Regions from separate parts of the Homo sapiens genome. Here region 1 is linked to region 2. Evidence: read pairs that join two places in POLR2A ChIA-PET (ENCODE). Cell type or tissue: PC-9. All regions are shown on one strand.

Region 1 (2,500 bases), 200 kb before region 2:
CAAAGTCTTTTGATCTTGTGAGCTATGTTGGAAGAAACTGAAGTCCCCAATCACTCTCTCCAACCTCCTCTCTGCTCCCACTCAGCTAGATGTTCTCGATGGCTTGTGGGCCCAGAGGTTTGCAGTCTAGACCACCATCCACAGGAATGGGTGCTGTTTATTCAGTGCCTCGGCAGTTGGGTTATTTAAATGCCAACTCACTGTGAGTTTCCCCTTTAAAGAGTTCATAGGATGCACAGGAATATCTAGCCCCGGCCCTATAGCCACCAAATGTAGAAGACAAGCCAGTGTCCCATCCCAGTAGAATTATGTTCCCAGAACTCAGTCCCACGTTGCCCCAGACCCTATCAGAATCGGTGATCTCTAATTGGTATCTAAGTTGAGGGAGGTGTAGAAAGTCTGGGTAATTTTGAGAGCTGTGGTACCTGAGCTATCGCTGCTTTAGGATGTCTAGAAATTTGCAAAGGCAACAGCCACAGTTACTGAGGTGTCATTTGCGGTGCCTTTCTTTCGAAATGTTCGGTTTCTATTGGAATCTTCTTCCCTTTCCATTCCTCCCTCGGGGCCCTATGCCGAGGCAATCCTGGCCGGAAAGCTGCCTGCCGAAGGCGCCCCAAGGTCTCCCTGAGCAGGCACTCTCAGGGCGCTCCATCGTCCCCTGCCTGCCGGCCACCGCCACTCTAGACTGCCAACCCCGCGTCCACCACCACTGCCCTTTCCAGGTACACCAGTGCATGGGCCAATGCCACCTGGGCCTCCAGGCCATCTGTCTCCCACAGTGTCCTTGGGTTTCTGCTGTTGGCTGGCTTAGTTCAGGAAGTCTCAGCAACTCTGGAACAGTCCCGCATGCTTCCCACTTGCAAGGCAAGATCCCTCATAGGGCACCTCCCAAAGCCTGTTCCCTGGGTGCTGAGAACAATAGGGTTTCCACGGCCTGTGCCTCCATTATAAGCAGAAGAGCTCTGCTTTAGCAACTGTGGCTGACGTGAGATGGGTGCCTGAGAGGAGGAAGGGGGAAGAGCAAGGTGGAGGGGCTGGAAAGGCACCACCGTGCGGTGTTGGGAGCCCCTCTGGGGGTGGAGGCAGAGGCAGAAGCTACTGGAGTGATTCGAGGGAGAGTGTGTGATTCTAAGCTCAGACAGAGCTGTCTGGGGGTCCTGTTTCCTGTTTTGTGGTTTCCCGTAAGAAGCCGAGCTGGCCTTCCAAGGATTGGAAGCTTCTGAGGCCTGGCAGTGGCATTGGCCTGTGCACTGGTATACCTGGAAAGGGCAGTGGTGGCAGACGCGGAGTTGGCAGCCTAGAGTGGCTGCAGCTGGCAGGCAGGGGATGATGGAGCGTCCTGACCGGACTGGGCAGCGGTGACCTCCGTCCTGCTCTACTGAGAGGGCGACCGTGGTGCAGGCTGGACGTTGGGCTGCACCCCAGTCAGGAGTCATTGGGATGTGGCTACACTCGCCTGGGGTGACGATGGGATTAGGTGGAAGGTTAGGTCAGCTGAGTGGTAGCATTCTCGGGTTCTCTGACTCTGATTCCCCATCTCACTCCCTGAAGATGACTCACTCACTTTGATGACTGTGGTTTCGCAGATTAAATGTGGAGGCCTGAGGGCCCCAAAGAATGCCCTCTCCGAGTTATTACAAAGAAGCACAGAATCCCAGCCCAGTCTCTCTGTGTGTGTGTGTGTGTGTGTGTGTGTGTGTGTGTGTGTGTGTGTGTGTGGTGGCGGGGCAAGGGGAGCAGTGTTTCAAAGGCCACCAATCTCAGGCCCCATTGCCCACTTTACATGTCTCTCTAGCAAGGCGTGGTCACGGAATTCCACCCAAGCCAACCCTCTAAGTTTCTGGCCTCTGGAGTCAGCCTGAGACCCATTCACACGCTGGTAATTGCATAGCAGGAGCTGCCTTTTCAGCAGATCTGACTGAAGCAACATTGCCCAGACCTATGCCATCTCTAGGGTTGGCACATAAGACATAAACGGTCAGGGTTTGGGTTCCGCTGGGAACCTGAGGAACTGAGTGACCTGGTGAAGTCACTCCCCTCGGTGGGTGAGTCCCAGTACGGCCGGCCGGTGCCTTCCTGGCCTCTCCTGGGACTTTCTGAGTCCCGTGTTCGCCTCTATTTAAGGCAAGTTGCAGACCTTGGTGACTCCTCGAAGGACACTCCCTTCCTAAGAGCTGCCAGCAAATTCTTCTGAGGGCTGCTCCCTGTGGTCCAGACAGGCTGGAAAGCCACTGTCTGAGCTCTAGGAAGCCACTGGGCCCCGCCACTGTTCACCTGAGGATGGGCTACTCTCACTGACAGCAGATGGTTCTCAACGGAAGAGTCTCCTAGACGGGGCTGCTCTCTGGATTTCTGCCCCTCCCAGGTCACCCCAGGCCTCCTCTCCAGGGGTGCTCAGGGGAGTGAGAAAAGCCGGGCATGCCGTGCTCTATGCCAGGATGTGCTCTGTGCCATGGGCTGTGGTAAAAAAGAAATGCCAGAAGCCACTTCAACAGCAAAG
Region 2 (2,500 bases):
GTGGATCTTGTCCTGCCTCAACCTTGACCCTGTTTAAGTAAGAGTAAACGGGAGGAGGGAAATAGAAACCCACAAAAAGTCATCAGGGTTGAAGGATTTCTTTCTCTTTGTTTTTTTTCCTTTTCTTTTCTTTTCTTTTTTCTTTTTTTGAGAAAGAGTCTCACTCTGTCACCCAGTCTAGAGTGCAGTGGCGTGATCTCGGCTCACTGCAACCTCCGCCTCCTGGGTTCAAGCGATTCTCCTGCCTCAGCCTCCCGAGTAGCTGGGATTACAGGCAAGCGCCACCACACCTGGCTAATTTTTGTATTTTTAGTAGAGACGGGGTTTTACCATGTTGGCCAGACTGGTCTGGAACTCCTGACCGCAAGTGATCCACCTGCCTCGGCCTCCCAAATCTGCTGGGATTACAGGCATGAGCCACCATGCCCGGCCAAGATTTCAATAGCTTTCCAGAAGACAGAAAGCAGATGGAGGAATGACCAAGGAGAGTTGAGACAGCTAGAGCCTAGAATGTGCATACAGGAGGCACCAGCCAAAGAGGCTGGGAAGATTAGTTTAGTTGAGCATCTTGCCATCCCAAACAAGATCAGGGATATGTAAGTGAGAAGTGGGATGTTGGATTGGCAACCAGTTATAATAATCTAAAAACCACTTATTGATTTTTACTTTTTAGAACTCACTTAGAAACAAATCATGAAACAAATAACAGACTGTAAATATCAGCACCATGACAATATTAAGGTACACATGTCCATGATAGGAAGTTGGCAGGTAAAAAGGGGAGAAAAATCGAAAGGAAGAGGCCTGTAATCTTGTTCTGTTACAAAGTGGGGAGTCAAGAAGTAGGATCTGCATTGGTTGGACAATAAATGAAGGAGTGAATGCATTACATAAAGTTCCAAGCCAGGTGTGGTGGCATGTGCCTGTAGTCCTAGCTACTCGTGAGGCTGAGGCAGGAGGATCATTTGAGCCCAGGAGGTCAAGGCTGCAGTGAGCTATGATAGCACCACTGTACTCTAGCCTGGGCAACAGAGCGAGACTCTATCTCTGGAAAAAGAAAAGAAAAAATCTCCAAAGCAGAAGTTGCAAACTGTTTTATTTCGACCACATGTCTCTGTTTTGTTTAGTAAAAATCAGGGGACTCCAACTTCTTTTTAAAGTATCAGAAGATCTGGCATCGCTCTCCAGGTGGCCCCAGCTCTCACATTCCTTACTGATGCCTCAGCCAGAAGCCAGTGTTGGCTACCGATCACCCTATATCTGGGGTGTTATTTTTCTCATACACGAGTGCTTTCACTCACTTGGTCCATGTAGGTTACACTAAAAGCACGTATACATGATGGAAAGGTACAGACCCATGAAAAGCTAAAATAATTTTGAAAAACAAGAGAGTAGGAAGACTCAGTCTGCACAGTTTCAAAACTTACTGTAGTATAGTCTCAGTAAAGACTATGTGGTATAGACATGCAGATCAAGGGAACAGGATAGGGAACCCAGAAACAGACCCACAGAGATATGCCCAGTTGATTTTTAACAAAGATGCAAAAGCAACTCAATGGTGCTGCAGCAATTGGAAACTCATCACCAAAAAGGGAAATGCTGACCTGAACCTTACCTTCTAAAATGGATATGGACTTACATGTAAAGTGCAAAACTAGAAAATATATTTGAAAAAAATAGAAGAAACTTGTCAGGATCTAGAGCTAGGCAAAAAGTTCCTATACATGACATCAAAAGCAGAATCCATTAAAGGAAAAATTGGTAAATTGGACCTCATCAAAATGAAAAACTCTTGTTCTGTGAAAGCCCACATGAAGATTGTGAAAATACAAGCTACAGACCGGGAGAAACATTTACAAACCACATATCCAATAAAAGACTGGTATATAGAATATAAAAAGAGAGTGCTCAATACTCAACAGTAAAAACGAACAATCTAATTAGAAAATGGGCAAAAAACATGAACAGATATTTCACCAAAGAGGATATATAAAGATGGCAAATGAGGATATAAAAAGATATTCAACATCATTAGCCATCAGGGAGAAATGCAAATTAAAACAACAATGATATATCACTACACATCTATCAGAATAGCTGAAATAAAAAAATAGTGACAATACTCATAACTGGTGAAGCTGAGGGAAAATTGGGCATCTCATACATTGCTGGTGGGAATGTAAGTGATATGGCTTCCATAGAAAATAGTTGAACACTTTATTAAAAAACCAAACACACAACTACCATAAAACCCAGGGATGACACTCCTGGATATTCACCTAGAGAAATGGAAATTTATGTTCACTCAAAAGCCTGTACATGAATGCTCATAACAGCTTTATTTATAACAGCCAAAATCTATAAAGAACCAAAATACAGGTGAACAGTTAAAGCGTGGTACATCCATACCATGGAACACTTCTCAGCAATTAAAACAAAAAACACTATTGATACTAAAACAACTTGGGATCCAGCTCAAAGGCATTATCCTGACTGAAAG

The links. Peaks named below come from ENCODE experiments on the same cell type or tissue, not always from the same donor. Only the 100,000 strongest peaks of a DNase experiment are listed, where the experiment ranks them.
Region 1: POLR2A ChIA-PET joins it to region 2 with 12 read pairs; 2 of 35 experiments call an interaction of 5 or more read pairs at or near these places.

What each region holds. Positions count from the first base shown.
Region 1 is chrX:154,599,021-154,601,520 of GRCh38, forward strand. No RefSeq gene overlaps it. Among named protein-coding and RNA genes, the nearest start is that of CTAG1A, 15 kb to the left of the region's middle. In PC-9, no CTCF peak of the experiment used is centred here; DNase peaks (open chromatin) are centred at 1,541 and 2,071; H3K4me3 peaks cover 763 bases; H3K27ac peaks cover 2,471 bases.
Region 2 is chrX:154,796,000-154,798,499 of GRCh38, forward strand. The region is part of intron 1 of MPP1 (MAGUK p55 scaffold protein 1); the gene reads right to left. Among named protein-coding and RNA genes, the nearest start is that of MPP1, 8.2 kb to the right of the region's middle. In PC-9, no CTCF peak of the experiment used is centred here; no DNase peak of the experiment used is centred here.